2 separate regions of the Homo sapiens genome follow, and region 1 is linked to region 2. A link is a loop called in an ENCODE intact Hi-C map of the cell type or tissue named here. Cell type or tissue: B cell. All regions are shown on one strand. Links, peaks and the distances in the headings refer to the core of each region. The heading gives the core; the rest is flanking DNA.

The links. Hi-C counts contacts between places; a loop is a spot of excess contacts. Peaks named below come from ENCODE experiments on the same cell type or tissue, not always from the same donor. Only the 100,000 strongest peaks of a DNase experiment are listed, where the experiment ranks them.
Region 1: a loop joins it to region 2, with 5 times the contacts of the local background. A loop is called at or near these places in 4 of 110 quality-filtered maps.

Annotation. Positions count from the first base shown.
Region 1 is chr18:9,112,843-9,121,792 of GRCh38, reverse strand. It overlaps NDUFV2 (NADH:ubiquinone oxidoreductase core subunit V2), which reads right to left. Exons shown (of 8, transcript NM_021074.5): 2 at 3,890-3,955; 3 at 2,405-2,467; 4 at 2,203-2,319. NDUFV2-AS1 (NDUFV2 antisense RNA 1) reads left to right here. Exons shown (of 3, transcript NR_110772.1): 3 at 337-528. Among named protein-coding and RNA genes, the nearest start is that of NDUFV2, 15 kb to the right of the region's middle. RefSeq lists an enhancer at 7,896-8,145. In B cell, for the core only: no CTCF peak of the experiment used is centred there; DNase peaks (open chromatin) are centred at 3,182, 4,302, 4,842, 8,122 and 1 weaker place; H3K4me3 peaks cover 5,726 bases; H3K27ac peaks cover 7,845 bases.
Region 2 is chr18:8,596,148-8,605,097 of GRCh38, reverse strand. No RefSeq gene overlaps it. Among named protein-coding and RNA genes, the nearest start is that of RAB12, 8.8 kb to the left of the region's middle. In B cell, for the core only: no CTCF peak of the experiment used is centred there; DNase peaks (open chromatin) are centred at 987, 1,017 and 3,657; H3K4me3 peaks cover 1,584 bases; H3K27ac peaks cover 2,415 bases.

The sequences.
Region 1 (8,950 bases), core at 309-8,308, 520 kb before region 2:
GGACTAAGGGGATCACTAACTCAGCATCTTTTCTTAGGGCAAGTCTGTTAGGGAAAACGAGGATTTCTAGCTGTTTGCCAGGGCTGGTCCTTGTCTATCGTGATTTATAATTCTGTCTACAACTTTCTAGGTGACCTATTATCATTAAGACTTACTATCTGGCATTCTTAAAAATTATAGATATATCCATATTCTAATATAAAAGAAGAGCGGGCATTTCAGACAAGTATGTTAACTTTCTCATATTAGGAATTCTAAAGGAAATATATTCTCAAAAGACATCTAATCATGGCTCACTTGTGACAGATAAAGTAATTGTGCTATTTCATTCGGCAGTTCTGAATCAAGGACGTATCCCTGAATCTGGGGAGCTCTCTATCAAAATATACATGCTGGAACCCTACCAAAGGAATAATAAATCTGGAATGAGGCTCTGACTGTCTAATTAGGAAAAGACTCCTTCCTGGAATTCTGCACATCTCCCTACACCTTAGTGACGGTTAAATAAATAATTATTAAGCTTCTGGATATTTTTTGTTGTAAGGTTAGGTGTTTCATGGGTTGGGGGGAGGGGCAGTAACATTAAAATAAAAGTCCCAAATGTAAAGTGCAAAGAATCTTGAGTCTATTCCCTATACCCTACACTTCCTGCCTTTCCCCCACACAAATCCAACCCTAAATATAATAGGACAATATATAAATACATATTTTTTAAGAGATAGGGTCTCACCATCTTGCCCAGGCTGGTCTTAAGCTCAAGCAATCCTCCCACATCAACATCCTGAGTACCTGGGTCTACAGGCATGCACCACCATGCCTGTCTTATTTTTTAAATGTTTTCACTTTCAGTTTCTTATTTATTTTTATTTTGCTCTGCTAACGTGCCACTCAGCAAGATTTCCAACAGGCTTACCATTACTAAAAATATGATTTTTTCAAAATAATAACATTATAATTAGAAACATATACCTAAATCATTATAAAGTTGGCTATTTTAATTTAAAAAAATGTTAAGTAACTTCCCAAGAAATACATAATTTATCGAAGAAATAACCACCTATGTTTACTCAGGATAGTAACTCACTAAACTTGCTTTATAATATTTTTCATAGGGAAAAACCAGTGTTATAGTACTATACAATGCAAATAAAATAAAATATCAATAAACTAAATCTAAAATTTGCATTTAGGATTCTATTAGATAAATTGAGGACATTCCTATTCTCTCAGAAAGATGATTGTCTAGCCTAAGAGTTATAACCAAATTAAGTTTAGAAAGTGGTAAGAATGAAGTACAACAAAATCTCTGTTATAGTCAGTCAAGTAGAAAATGCACTGATTTAGAAATGAATTCAGTCCTAGCACTACCGCTCAGAAATCATAACTTAATAATTAGAAGAGGTCTACCTGGTTCAAAACTTTCATTGCCAATGAGGAAGTTCAGAGAAAAATCAGGTGTCTTAGTTCTAAGTCAAAAATATTTTCCATTATATAACACAGCTTAATGGTTATGTGATTCTCATCAGAATCAAATAGTATGTGGTTTGTGTATGGCACTTTATAAATGATATGCTGTAATACATCACCACACAAATGTAGTTATTTGTATTAACAGGATACGAATAAACTTGAAATTTGTATTACTGCTCAAAACTATTAGGAAAAATGAATATTATATGAATAGAGTAACTTTGAATAAAATGGGTCATCCATAGCATTTCTATAGGTCGTTGATTCCAAAGTAGCATAATCAAATTGTATAAATATCACCTATTATACAGATTTTTCTTACAGCCTACAGCCAAAGATGTAAAATATTAAAAATTTTCATACTAGTGAGCAGATCTTCTTTTCTGTAATTCTAGTGTTTAAATATTACATTAATTTTCAGAATATCTTGACACTAAGTTATACACATTTGGAATCTTTTATCTTTGACCATTTCCTTCAAAAGGAAAAAAAAAAACACATACCCTCTTTCACCATAATGCCTTCCTTATTTCCTGCAAGGTTAGAAATCACCTCTATGCATTAAGGGAATGAACAAAAACACAAAGACAATTCAAGGAAACATACAAATGGCTAAAGGGCTCCAAAATCCTAGATTCTGACACTGGAGATGATCAGAGTAATTTCTATAAAAGGAAATTATCATACACAATCTCTTCTCTTTTAGAACTAAGGCAAAAATGAATCCAGTACCTTGTTCATAGCAGAGATGGGCAACCACCCATTCTGCCTTTGGGCTAAATCCAGGACTGGAAGAACAGCTGCTGCTTTATGGCCTTCTGGATAGTTTTTTACAATTGCCTCTATCCTCTGTATAAAAGAAAGAACATCATTTTATACATCTAGAAAATATTACCTATTTGGTAAATTAATTATAATGTTAATTTAGCCATACCTTATAGTTTTCTGGTGTGAAATCAAATGGAGTATCAGGGTTATTCTCAGGAGTATCTCTGTGCTACACAACAAAAACAGTTTTTCAGACTTATCCAAATTCTCTCAAGTGTGAATGACACTGTACATTACTATACTATTACTTATTGTTTAATCTCTCCATTTTAATTCCAACATGATATATACCACCCTATCCTTCCATCAAAAAGAATGTCTAAACACACATTTGATAAGTATGATTACCAAAGTAAAGTTAGCAGAATTTAAAAATTTACAAAGGACCATTTAAAGAATAAGAGAAGTACCTTTAGGACCAAAAAAACCCAAACAACAAAAAGTGTTATCCAGCTTCATTAGAGAGTAAGATCTTCTGATAGAATTACCAAAACATTACCAATTATTGGAAGCCTTTATGAAATTAAAACACAAAATTTTAAATGTGAACATATGTGTATTTTCCCAAAAGCAAGGTTATCAGATTGTCAAAGGGATCTGGGATCCAAAAGGGTTAAGACCCATTACTTTAGGAGGGTACAAAAGGACCATCTTAAAAAAAAAAAAAAAAAAAAAAAAACAGCACCATCTCTTTCCCACGTTTTCCATAATAGCCAACAGCAAGAAGCTTTATCTCTTCTTAAAAGAGCAGAAGCAGGCCCTCTTCAAAAACTGACAAGAAATGGCATGTCAACAGGAAATCAAATGAGTCACACTGAGATTAACACTTACGATCAATTAATGTTATGTATGTGTGGTGAATACAGAAATGAATCTCTTGATATGTTAACTCTCGGAGTTCTGCTTTTTAAAGGACATAAGCCAAAAGAGGAAAGAAAACAGACACTCTGGACAATGATCTCAAATATGTGGCCAATTTGATGCTTGATATATAGCAGGAAGCTACTTCTTACACCACTAACTCTAAATCATCACACAAGTCCACTATATTGCCTTTATACTAGATTAATCCCTGAAAACAGCACCTTGTCAGAAAAGGGAGATATAATATCTTATCCTTTCCAAATTGTGCAACTAATCTGGGGAGTTCACAGACTTCTATTTATAGTTAAAACTCCGGAAACTAAAAATATAAAGACCAGCTGCTAATCTAGTTACTACATTACTAAAATCCATGAGTTTCAAACTAGTGTCATTTTGGGATTCAACAAGTTACAATCTCCAAACTCTCAGTAAGCCAACATGACTGAGAACCCAAAGTGTGATGAGAATCAGGTTAGGGCTCACACAGTAATTTCACTGGAAATAAATTCTTATTCCCAGAGTTTTCCTGATACTAATTTAAACTCATGAGGTTCAACTGGAACCAACATCTTTTGAAATGTAGTAAATTCAATTAGCTGTATGTAAATTCTCACGATGACCATCATATATCAAAGACAATGGTATTTAAGATATTTTGGATTTTTACAATGGATTTACCCCAATTTCCAAGTCTTTTCTTTCCAAAGAAATCTAAGTAATTACTTACCACAAATAAAGCTCCTCCAGCTCCATTTTGCATAACTGTCTTATGCAAATTCCTTACATGTCTTCCCTAAAATTTAAAATTTTAAGAAAGTTTAGTAAATCATAGCCTTAAAAAATTTTTCATAAAGAAATACTTTAGGATTCATAATTTACAACAATGGAATCAACTTATAAAAGATCTTAAGAAATATGGTATTCTACCCTATCCATCTCTATTTCAGGAGAGTTATTTTACAAATGGAGATTCAAAGCCAAGATTCACCCACCTAACATCACACACACGAGTCAATAGGAGAACCAGGACAACCCAGATCTGCTGACTTGTGTACCTTCCTGCCACGCTCTGCTGGCATGCATTTGGAGAATTAATGTACTATTAACTTCTTGACTTTCACTTTTGTCTGAATCAACTTGGATGCCAGCTTTCACTTAGTGTGAACCTTCATAAACATGTTTTCATTCTGTACAAATGAGTCATATACTCTGTACAAATGAGTCAACTGTATCCTCCTTCCTTTTCAATCCTTTACTAAATTAGTTCTGAAACTCCAGCCGTAAAAAGTAGTTTCTGGCCGGGTGTGGTGGTTCATGCCTGTAATCCCAGCACTTTGGGAGGCTAAGGCAAGGAGATCACGAGGTCAAGAGATCGAGACCATCCTGGCCAACATGGTAAAACCCCATCTCTACTAAGAACACAAAAATTAGCTGGGCGTGGTGGCGCACGCTGGTAGTCCCAGCTACTCGGGAGGCTTAGGCAGGAGAATCGCCTGAACCTGGGAGGCAGAGGTTGCAGTGAGCCGAGATCGCGCCACCGCACTCCAGCCTGAGCAGCAGAGCAAGGCTCCGTCTCAAAAAAAAAAAAAAAAGTAGTTTCAGAAAGCTATTTATGATGCTATGCGGACTGACAATGTTCAGTTGCTTTGGAAGGAATCTGATTATTCTCTCAGCTGCATTTCATTTCTCTTTGCCCTCTTGCTCCTACCCTCCACTCCTACCCTGTCCCCCGCCCCCAAGTATTTCAACTACTGTTCTGGATTCCTCCAATTTCTGAGTTCTACTAACCACAGACGGCAGAACACTGGCTGGGTTAAACCAAGCATGGAACTAGCAAAGAGTTGGACAATTCAAAGGCAAACATAGAAGAAAGTAAACGGAGTAATATAACACAATAGTATATTTAACTTTACCCTAGGTCCAAATGATATTTCAGTTGAAGAAATATTAATAAATAAGTTTACATGGAACATCTGCTTTAATTAACAAGAAAAGACTAAGGTACAGGATGTGAGACACACGTACAAAAGATGGGAGTGATAAATATCAATTTCAGGATAATTGGAAGGCAGGGAGGGATACAGTCAGAGGTGCACAAGGGGGCTTTGATTGTGTTGGTTTTGTTTTGAAAAATTAACTGAAACTAAAATTTAGAAGACAGTCACTGTCATCTTAGCTCAGAAAATTTTTTTAATCGAGTAACAATTTTTGAGTAACATCAGTGAGTTACTTAACTAAATTCTGAGAGAAAAGACTGTATACTTATAATAAAAGGATTAATTTTAAGAGTAGGGAAAGTATTCAGTCTTCTCCTAATTTCTGAACACTAACATTTTCTGTTTATTGGCTTTTTATCCACTCCTTGCAGGCTGTCCTCAGGGCTCAGTTCACACTCCTATCTTCTTTTCTCTATAAAGCCTTTGCCTCTGAGAACTCATCCATTAACTTGACAGTGATGAGTCTTAAATCTTACACACATTTGATGACAAGAGGCTAATAGCCTGAAGAGATCATAAATGCACTTAAAAAATGAGTAAAGATCATGAACAAAAGTTTCACAGAATTCAAACTGCTTACTAGTAACTAAAAACATACAACTTAAAATAACATTACTAGTTATCAAACTACCAAGTATCTTTTTTCTTTTAAGATAGCATTCCATTCTGTTGAGCATATAGAGAAACAAGCACACTTAAAAATTCATATAGCCTTTTAGAAAGCAAATTACCATGATATATGGAAAGCCTAAATAAGTGTCTTTTTTTTTTTTTGGAGACGGAGTTTCGCTCTTGTTGCCCAGGCTGGAGTTCAATGGCATGATCTCGGCTCACCACAACCTCTGCCTCCCGGGTTCAAGCGATTCTCCTACCTCAGCCTCCCAAGTAGCTGAGATTACAGGCATGTGCCACTACGTCTGGATAATTTTTTGTATTTTTAGTAGAGACGGGGTTTCTCCATGTTGGTCAGGCTGGTCTTGAACTCTCGATGTCAAGTGATCTGCCCGCCTCAGCTCCCCAAAGTGGTGGAATTACAGGCGTAAGCCACTGCGCCTGGCCCCAAGTGTCCATTTTTTAATTTAGTAATTCTAACCTAGGTATTTTTCCTGCAGTACAAAATGAGGATAAAGCTTTACATGAAAACATGTTGTTCCTATTATGTTTATTGCAGCAAAAACACAACCTAAAAACCCAATCTGAGCAGGTTTTAACTAAATACTAATAATTCTGACACTAGAACGTTATGTAGCTAACAAAAATATGTCGTAAAAATAATCATGTAGAAACTGGAATCAGGGTTAAACAAAACAAAAAAAACAAAAATGCATAAATTATCATCCCAATTACATTAAATACAGACACTGATTAAAAGACTAGAAGGCCATAAATAATTAAAAGTGCTTATCTCTTATTACGATGTTAATGAAATAAGGGACTCTTATTTTACATTTTTTATATTTTTCTCTATTTTCCAAATTTCCTATTAGCATGGATTAACTGGCCAAAAAAATCCTACTTAAAATAAAACACTCAGCAGGTATAAGAAAAACTTATCTCTATTGTAAAACCTATTTCTCCTTCTAACCTCCTTGTATATCAAATTAAATACCACCAAATGTCTAAATTAAAATAGCTTCCATTTTGGATTAATATTTGATCCCTTTCTCATTAATCCAGGATCTGTCATGTACTTTTACTTAAAATAAAAATATAGAGATAATCTTGAAAATTATTCTTTAGGCTTATGTTGCTACATATTGGAAAATCTATTCTGAGGCATTCTCTTGCTGACTTGTAAAGCTCTGGATACGCACATGAGTTCACAGACATATTTCTAAAAGTGGTTTGAAGTCCAAATCGTTGAAGACAGACTACTGATTGAGAAGGGTCAGGATAAAGTAGCTAAACTCTAGGAAAAAAACAGACTTTCAGATTTTTTGTAGTTGTTGAGGCCTTGGGTTTAGATTACCATTCTGCCACTTACTAACATCTGACCTAGAACAACTCACTTAATTTTTTTTTAAGCCTCAATTTCTGTACCTATAAAACAGGGTTATCTTCTTATTGGACTATTTTGAGATTTAAGTAAAGTTTCTCTGAAAGTACTATATAACCTGTAAAGCATTATCACCTGCTTAACTGACACAAGGATAAAACATTTAATAACTAAAAAAAAAAAAAAAAAAAAGATCCAAACAACTGCATTTTAAAACTACACCTATTTTTAAAAAATTGTGCTGTTAGTTGACTTTATCAAAGAGTTACTGTCAAACACAACATACTGCCAATATTCTTGCATTTGCACATAATTATTTTTTCTTTATATCCATATGTATAATGCTTATACTTTTTCTAGTAAAATTATAATGTATTTGATGGTTAAAAAACCATCTACTTCTCCACTGAAATTAATTCATAAATTTCTCTTTTAGTTAAAGAAAGTGGGGAAGGAGGAAGAAATAGGCTGGTAGAAAGATTTCCATGGGTCTTAGGTTTGTGCATTTGGTGAGCAGCAGCACTGAACAGCTTTTGTTTAAGACCATCTTTTCTATTATTTTTGTATAAAATACCTTCTCCTGGGGCAAAAGTTGAGTGAGTTTTCTTACAGACAGGGTTTCCCAAGCTCAAGGTCCCTTAGCAGTGATGCACAGCACTCACCTAGGCTGTTCCATGTCACTCCCATTGTAGCAGGACAAGCCACAGACAAAACCCCTCAGACACTGAGAAGGAAGGGCTTTATTCAGCCGGGAGCTTCGGCAAGACTCTTGTCTCCAACAACCGAGCTCCCCAAGTGAGCAATTCCTGTCCCTTTTAGGGGCTCACAACTCTAAGGGGGTCTGTTTGGGAGGGTCGTGATCGATTGAGCAAGCAGGGGGTAGAATGGAACAGAACAGGACAGGGATTTTCACAGTGCTTTTCTATACAATGTCTGTAATCTATAAATAACCAATTAGGTCAGGGGTTGATCTTTACCAGGCCCAGGGTGTGGCACCGGGCTATCTGCTTGTGGATTTCATTTCTGCCTTTTAGTTTTTACTTCTTCTTTTTTTGGAGGCAGAAATTGGGCATAAGACAATATGAGGGGTGGTCTCCTCCCTTACCGTGAGATATGAATGTCAAAGGGAACTGACATGAAGTTCATGCTGCCTACTGACCCAGGATGCTGCCTCCTGCCAGCATCCATGAAACTGAGGCAGGTTAACTTGTTAGCTTACAAATGGGGTAAAATTTCAGATCTGTCAAAGTTCTTAAGAAAGTCAATAAAATCTAGAAATGTGCCAGTTTCCATTTTTTACTGCTTTTTCTATCAAAATATCTCAACAGAGACATCATAAAAGAAACCAGTAACAGCTGCTGTCTCTAAGGAGAGGAATCAAGATCTGGAGTGGGAAGAAAATTTAGTCTTTACTGCCAGGCAGAATATTAAACACTTTCCATGAAATACATCTCTTAATGCTCTCAAGAAGCATTAAATACCTATCAAGTACCTATGTACCTATGAAGTACATACTGTTATTATTCTGTTTTTACAAATGAGGAAACAGGCTCTGGAGCTGAGCTTTTAACTGTTTTGTTGTATTGTCTCTCCATATGTAGAGTATTTATGGAATATTAGATAACAGTGATACATCCCACTTTCAGAGGTGTTAGAATGTGGAAAGTTAGAAGGTGGGATGTATCATGGGTTAACATATATAATATATGCAACATATATTTTTTATCATAATACATATTCTTGTATCCCTACTCTGTACTGTTATGTATATATACTATAATATGTAGCCTTGCTT
Region 2 (8,950 bases), core at 621-8,620:
CTGGGACTACAGGAATGCACCACCACACCTAGCTGATTTTTGTGTTTTTAGTAGAGACAGGGTTTTATCACGTTGCCCAGTCTGGTCTCGAACTCCTGAGCTCAAGCCATCCACCTGCCTCCGCCTCTCAAAGTGTTGGGATTACAGGCATGAGCCATTGCGTCCAGCCCATATAACTTACTATAAGGAGTTAAGATCTTTTTTATGCCTTGCTGAATTGTCATACTCCATTCTGTTTGGATCAGCTTCTAATTTTTCTTTCTTTTTTTCTTTTTTTGGGATGGAGTTTCCCTCTGTCGCCCAGGCTGAAGTGCAGTGGCACGATCTCGGCTCCCTGCAACCTCTGCCTCTCGGGTTCAAGCGATTCTCCCACCTCAGCCTCCTGAGTAGCTGGGATTACAGGGATGTGCCACCACGCCCAGGTAATTTTTGTATTTTTAGCAGAGACGGGGTTTCACCATGTTGGCCAGGCTGGTCTCAAGCTCCTGACCTCAAGTCATCTGTCCACCTCGGCCTCCCAAAGTGCTGAGATTACAGGCAGGAACCACTGTGCCCGGCCTCTAACTTTTCATCCTTTGAGCTTTCAGTGTCATGAAATAGCTCTGAGAGTTTCTTTAATGTTAGGTTTTTTGCCCGTGTCACTTCCTCAGGGCCACCTTTGTCCTTTTGATCACAGCCACTTTCCTCCTTGTGACAGCGACGAGCTGGCCGTTACAGAATTCCTGATCGCACATCTACAGCCTCCCGAGTGGCAGCAAAATCACATTTCCCACAGTCAGCTATTTCCTTTATTACTCCACTTAACAGTAGATTCAGGTTTCACTTCCAGCATTATCACTTTTTGTTTCTTTTTTTATTGTTATGAAAATAATTTTGAACTCACAGACTCCCTGAAAGGATCTTAGGGACTGTGGGTCATCCTAGACCACACATGGAGACCTGCTGCTCTAGGGATTACAGTCTGCATCCTGAACTCTTGAGTCTTTCCGAGTTTATATCGCAGCACTGCGGGTAACATGCAGGACGCTTGTAACTGTATGAGTCTACCCTCTCATCCTTCATGCTGTAGCTTTCGTATATGTTACATCTACATATGTTACCAACCCCACAATACAACCGTTTTTGCCTTAAACAGTTTGATGTATTTTAAAGACATTAAAAAGAAAAATACATTTTGTATTTACCTACAAATTTACCATTCTCTTTATTCCAGCCCGTAGCTCTGTTCTTCCATCTGGTTTCATTTCCCTTTTCTCTGAAGAACTTTTTTTTAGCACTTCTTATAGTGTAGGTCTGCTGATAACGAAATCTGTTTTCTTTTATCTGAAAATAGCTTTACTTCATTTTCATTCTGGAAGAATGCTTTCACTGGAAAAGCATTTCTATTTATTTGTTTGTTTGTTTATTTATTTATTTATTTATTTATTTTCAGAACAGGGTCTTGCTCTGTCACCCAGGCTGGAGTGCAGTGCGTGATCTTGGCTCACTGCAATCTCCACCTCCCAGGCTCAAGTGATCTTGCCACCTCAGTCTCCCAAGTAGCTGGGATTACAGGCACACACCACCACGCCTGGTTAATTTTTGTATTTTTTGTAGAGATGGGGTCTCACTGTGTTGCTCAGGGTGGACTCAAACTCCTGAGCTCAAGCAATCTGCCCACCTCAGCCTTCGAAAGTGCTGGGATTACAGGCGTGAGCCATCGTGCCCAGCCAGGAAAAGCATTTCTGAGTTGACTTTTTCTTTCAGCGTTTTAAAGATGTTATACTGTCTTCTGGCCTATATTGTTTTTCATGAGAAAACAGTGACACTGAAAATGTTGTTCTGTGTATGCAGTGTGTTCTTTTTCTCTGGCTGCTTTCAAAATTTTCTCTTTCTCTTTGCTTTTTAGCAGTTTGACTATGATGTGCCAAGGGATACCATTTTTGTTTTTTTATTTCCAATTCTGCTTTGAGTTTTACTGTGCTTCTTGAATATGAAAATATGTCTTTCACCAAAGTTGGGAAATGTTCAGCCATTAGTTCTTCAACTGTTTTTTCTGCCTCATTCTCTCTTTCCTCTCCTTCTGCCCTGGAGCTTCCTTTAAAGAACTTTCTCCTCCCTTCAGCAAAACTCCAAAAAAGTCTTCTAGGATGGGCTAGCCTGGGTTCTCCAGTTTCTGTCCTTCTTAGGAATGGAGTACAATCCTGTCCACCATGGGCTAGTAGTGCACAGACCCCAGGGCACAGCCCCCCACCAGCATCTCCATCCATGGCTGCCATATGGCACATTTTGTTTCTTTGCTGCTGCACTTTGATCTTTGTTGGCCAGTTTCTTCTTTTGATTGCCTATTTTTGTGAAATGTCACATGGGCTTACCACTGAAAGACAAGGAGGCATCACTGCTTCATGCTTTGCTGTCTGTGTATGAACTGACTGACTTACACAGAAATCAGTTACCAAGAGATTTTGATACAAGTGGTGTTGTAGTAAAGAATCTAACTCCATTTTTTTTTTGAGATGGAGTCTCCCACGGTCTCCCAGGCTGGAGTGTGGTGGCGTGATCTCCACTCACTACAACCTCCACCTCCTGGGTTCAAGCGATTCTCCTGCCTCAGCCTCCCGAGTAGCCAGAATTACAGGTGACCACCACCACACTCAGATAATTTTTTGTATTTTTAGTAGAGACAGGGTTTCACTATGTTAGCCAGGCTGGTCTTGAGCTCTTGACCTTGTGATCTGCCTGCTTTGGCCTCCCAAAGTGCTGGGATTACAGACATGAGCCACCGTGCCCGGCCTAACTCCATTTTTTGATGTCTGACTGCTGAAGTCTCACCTCGCCCTCTTCAGCTTCTGCCCCACATCTGGGCAAGCTGATAAGAAAGCCTGTGTGCTCCCTCCTTTGGTGACAGATTCAAACCATGCAAGTCCCTGCTTATGTGTAGAGCCCTCATCCTAGTCCACTCCCCAGAGCACAATCAATACCCCCAGCCAGTTTCCCTTCCTCTGTTCAAGCCATTTTCAAACCAGCTTGGGAGGGCCGCCCTATTCTTCCCAGAAATAACAAACCAATGTAAAGAACACATACACCTTCTTGGTGTGTGTGTGTGGTGTCATCAGTCTTGACATCCAAACCAAAAATTTTGATGGGAGTTCATTCTATTCTTCAAAGTGTCCACAACAGACATCATGGATCACTGATTATGATGTAAGTGTTGTTTATTTATGTAGTGATCTGTGAACTAAAGAGCTAGCTGTGAATTTTGTACTTCCTGCAATTACTCATAGTTAATATACCGTGGTAACTGAAATCTGAAATGCTGGGGAACTGGTGTTATTTAACTAAGCTGTGGTAACTGAAATTTCTACCATGCAAAGAGGACTGTCCATATTTAAAGCATTCATTGCAATGAGGGTGGGAGTGAGATTGCACTAGACTGAGTAACACACGCAAAGTGAAGACCAGAGATACAGAGAAGCAAGCAGGTCTTAATCTGGTTCCAGCCGAGATGCATTTTAGCCATTTTCATCACACATTCCCATAGAGACATACCACATTATGTGCCATTCCTATTGCTCTGATTATACCTTACTCCCTTTGCTCTTCCTCAAGAAAGCACATCAGAATGCCAGTGAGCAACTACGGCAATCACTGTTGGTTATCCATGCAACAACCACTTCCTCATTCTTTTCAATGCTAACGGAACCATGACTTTTGTTCAGATACCCACACTGCTCTGTGAAATAAAGTGTTTCGGCCAGAGCTTGCTCAAGCATCAGAACTGGAAGTTGAATGTTGATTCTCTAAGTCAATCATTCTGATTCTATTCTCCAGAGTGTGGCTTAGGAAATGGCATATGACCACACTCTGGTCAGTGAGACATGAAGGGAATTTTTAGGAGACTAGAGACTTCTAATAAAATGTTGTTAGCTCTTTAAAAATGACCATTTTGTAAGGCCAAGACAGGAGGCTCACTTGAGCACAAGCGCTTGAGACCAACCTGGGCAACATAGTGAGACTCGGTCTCTACAAAAAATAAAAAAAAAAAATTGGCTGAGTGTGATCCTACACCTGTACTCCCAGCTACATACACCTGTACTCCCAGCTCTGGAGACTGAAGCAGGAGAATCACCCGAGCCTGGGAGCTTGAGGCCACAGTGAGCCATGTTTACACTACTGCACTACAGCCTGGATAACAGGTAAGACCCCATCTCAAAGTAATAATAATAATAATTTTAAAACTACCATGCTGGGCACAGGGACTCGCGTCTCTAATCCCAGCACTTTGGGAGGCCGAGGCAGGAGGATTCCTTGAGCCCAAGAGTTTGAGACCAGCCTGGGCAACATAGTGAGACCTTGTCTCTACAAATAATTAAAAAATTAGCCAGGCATGGTGGCATGCATCTGTGGTCCCAGCTACTTGGGAGACTGAGGTGGAAGGATCACTTGAGCCCAGGTGGATGAGGCTGCAGTGAGCTGTGATTGTACCAGTGCACTCCAGCCTGGACAATAGAGTGAGACCCTGTTTCAAAAAAACCAAAAAACAAAAACAAAGAAAAATGACCGAAGGGAGAAAGAGTCACCACTCCCCACCTTTTTTTTTTTTTTTTTTTTTTTGCCTCAGAATCTTTGTGTGGAAGGGTATAACCATTACAGTTGCTGTTGCCATTTGCAGTCTTGAGGAGAGCTAGTTGATAGATTGTAGACAGCAGAGTAAAAAGATAAAAAGCCCTCAAATTTTGTTGTAGTTGTGAAGTCACTGAATTAATCAACCATGAAGACTCCCATCTAGGGACATTCTTACCATGCAAGATAATAAATTCTCTTCCTAGATAAGCATTTGAGTTAGGCTTTTTCATTATTTGGAGCTAAAAGTGTTCTAACAAATACATGAATGCATCCTTACAAGTATAATGACATTATAGAAGTAAGCTTGAATCACCCCAATCTATTAAAAAGAAGATAATTGACAAATGTTGTTACTTTAGTGATCAGTAACAAATCACTTGTGCCGTGCCTTATGTCTGATCAAGTGTTTGAAGGTACTGTAGTTGAGAACTGTACTACATACTAGTTATGGGGAAAGGCAACAGATAGGAACAGCTAGAGAATGTTGAGTTCAATATATCTCCCAATATTGGAAGTCAAAGTAAATCTAGTGAATATGGCAACTGATATCAAAATCATCATCTATAAACTTAGAGTGGATCAAGGTTTATGGGGCTTGAAGCCTTTACAATTTGGGGGTTCCTCTTCAAGGAAAGGAGTTTCAAAATACAAATGCAAAACTGCCAAGAACTGTGAAGGATCTGAGATTTTGCTGTACTCACAAGCTAAATAGCCTCTCAAAGTTTCATAGATGCTGGTGGAAGACATGAGACCCCTGGGTCAGAGATAGAGACATAGGGAAGCAAGCAGCTCTCAATCTGTTTTTACCAGGATGCAGTCTATTACTTTAGCTCGTTACCTTATTACGGTACAGCAAACCACACGAGCTTCATATTTGCCTCAGTTCCTTTTGTCCCCAAGTCCCATGCAGTGACACAGGGCTGCACCCAGGTGAATGTTGCACACACAGTAGGTTTGTATCACAGCAGAGGAACCTCAAGCTTAGGAAACCCCAGTTTTTAAAGGGACTGCAGCTAACTTGCCCAAACTGCCCAAGAGGGAGACATTATTATACTGCTCAGCAGGCAACTCCTCCCTCCATCCTGGACGGAGACACAGTCTCTATCTTCCAAAGTTGTTTACTATGCAAACATTCCTAAAAAGATACTCTGGAACAAAAGCGGTCAGTGCCCTGCTCACAAGATATGCAGAAACATGAGAGATCCATGGAGGATTGTCTCCCAACAAAAATTAGGTATACAGCAAATATTTATTTCAAATGATAAAATAAATAACAATTTGTACATTTAGAAGAGCTGATAAAAGCTCTAAACATATATATATATATACATATATATATATTTTTTTGAGACGGAGTCTCACTCTGTTGCCCAGGCTGGAGTGCAATGGCGCGATCTCGGCTCACTGCAAGCTCTGCCTCCCAGGTTCACGCCATTCTCCTGCCTCAGCCTCCCAAGTAGCTGGGACTACAGGCACCTGCCACCACGCCTGACTAATTTTTGTATTTTTAGTAGAGACGAGGTTTCACCATGTTAGCCAGGATGGTCTCGATCTCCTGACCTCATGATCTGCCCACCTCAGCCTCCCAAAGTGTTGGGATTACAGGTGTGAGCCACCGTAAACATAATTTTTAAACTTGGTAGTTGTATTAATTGCCTGGATCATTTCTATAATTTATTTTTTTTTTTTGAGATGGAGTTTCGCTCTTGTTGCCTAGGCTGGAGTGCAACGGTGTGATCTCAACTAATTGCAACCTCCGCCTCTTGGGTTCAAGCAATTCTCTTGCCTCAGCCTCCTGAGTAGCTGGGATTATAGGCATCAGCCACCATCCTCATTTATTTTTGTATTTTTAGCAGAGATGGGGTTTTGCCATGTTGGCCAGACTGATCCGAACTCCTGACCTCAGGTGATCCACCCGCCTCAACCTCCCAAAGTGCTGTGATTACAGGTGCCTGCCACCATACCTGGCTAATTTTTGTATTTTTAGTAGAGATGGGGTTTCATCATGTTGGCCAGGCTGGTCTCAAACTCCTGACCTCAGGTGGTCTGCCTGCCTTGGCCTCACAAAGTGCTAGGATCACAGGTGTGAGCCATTGTGCCCAGCCCATTTCTACAATTTTTTTACTGCATTTATTGGCTGTATACATTTAATCATATGACAATGATTTTGTAATATAATCTTTTATAGAGATAACTGAAATGCAGCCTTTGTTTTAGAATTGACTGGGTTTTGTGTGTGTGATTGAGTGTTGAAATGTGTAAATTATGTGACTTCCTATTCAGACATACTCCCTGTTTATTACCTCTGCCTTAGGCTTTTGTCTAGAAATATGGGAATTATGTTGGATTTTTTTCACATCATTTTCATCCCAAAAGAAAACAAAATGTGCCATTGCCTGTGTTTTATCATGAAAAGCATCCCTTACAAGGAAGAACCCCACTTTGCTTAGACATTGATGAAGACTGGTTCTCCACTTGAACTTTTATTTTCCTGTCTGGTGATTGGAAGAATTTTTTACAGATGAGTTTCCAGGTCCATATGCTGCTTCCCCATTGCCTGCACACCTGTAGGACATGTTCCAATCGCAGTGCAGCTTCTGACCATGACCCTTTGTGTCACAGCCTTGGATTAGTTGTTACCGTGAACAGAAAGCTCATTCTTACCTGGAATTGTTAGCAGTAATTTGGCTATCCATAGAAGTGACTGTGAACCACATAAATAGATCCCGTTAAGCCTGAACCAAAAGTACCCGCAGTTTAATTTCCGCCTAGGTCTGGCCACTCAAATACCGCCTGACACAAGGGGAAGTGTGATGGACAGAGAAGGCACGAGACGAGACAGTGGCCTGAACAAATCACAGTCAAGGTACTTTCCTGCAATTCCTTCCTTCCTTCCTTCCTTCCTTTTCTTTCTCTTTCTTTCTTTCTTTTTCTTTCTTTCTTTCTTTCTTTCTTTCTTTCTTTCTTTCTTTCTTTCTTTCTTTCTTTCTTTTCTTTCTTTCTTTCTCTTTCTTTCTTTCTCTCTCTCTCTTTTCTTTTCTCTCTCTCTCTTTTCTTTTCTCTCTCTCTCTCTTTCTTTTTCTTTCTTGCTCTTTCTTTTTTTTGACAGAGTCTTGCTCTGTCACCCAGGCTGGAGTGCAGTGGTGCAATCTCGGCTCACTGCAACCTCAGCCTCCCGGGTTCAAGCAATTATCCTGCCTCAGCCTCCTGAGTAGCTGGGATTAGAGGTGCCTGCCCGCTAATTTTTTTGTATTTTTAGTAGAGACGGGGTTTCACCACGTTGGCCAAGCTGGTCTCGAACTCCCGTTCTCAAGTGATCCACCTGCCTTGGCCTCCGAAAGTACTGGGATTACAGGCGTGAGCCACCACACTTGGCCCAAATGTTACAAAAACACTTGACCACAGGGACACAGTGCTAGGACCTTTCCCAGGCCTTGGAGGGGCTTCTGCAAATGAAGGGCTCTGACACTTATGCTTCATGGCTTGTGATAAATCTGCATAGAGCCAAACTCAGTTGTATATTATTCCAAATCAAAGTAACCTTTTTCTCCTCATGACAATTAAGGTGAATAAATATTTCAAATATGAGCGTATAAAACGTATTTATACTTAAGAAAAATGTGTTTTGTATTTGGGGAATCTATATAAGAATTCACGTTTGTTGGAAACTTGATGGGCAGGTAAAAAAGAAAAGAGTCCGGGCACTGTGGCTCACGCCTGTAATCCCAGCACTTTGGGAGGCCAAGATGGGCAGATCACCTGAGGTCGGGAGTTTGAGACCAGCCTGACCAACATGGTGAAACCCAAAATATAAAATTAGCCAGGCGTGGTAGTGCATACCTGTAATCCCAGCTACTCGGGAGGCTGAGGCAGGAGAATCGCTTGAACCCGGGAGGTGAAGGTTGCGGTAGCTGAGATTGCACCATTGCACTCCAGCCTGGGAACAAGAGCAAAACGCCATCTCAAAAAAAAAAAAAAAAAGAAAGAAAAAAATAAAGAAGAAGAATTTATGTTTGGGAGGCCGAGGTGGGAGGATCATTTGGGCCCAGGAGTTTGAGATCAGCCTGGGCAAAATGGGAAAACCCCATCTCTACTAAAAATAGAAAAATTAGCTGGGCATGGTGGCATGCCCGTGTAGTCCCAGCTACTTAGGAGGCTGAGGTGGGAAACCCACCTGAGCCTGGGTGGTCGAGGTTGTAGTGAGCTGAGACCACACCACTGCACTCCAGCCTAGGTGACTGAGTGAGATCCTGTCTCAAAAAAAAAATGTGGACGAGAAAAAGAGTTTGAAACCTACTGAGGGAAGAACTGAGAGAGCAAAACCCTGGAAGAGATGGGAGGGCTC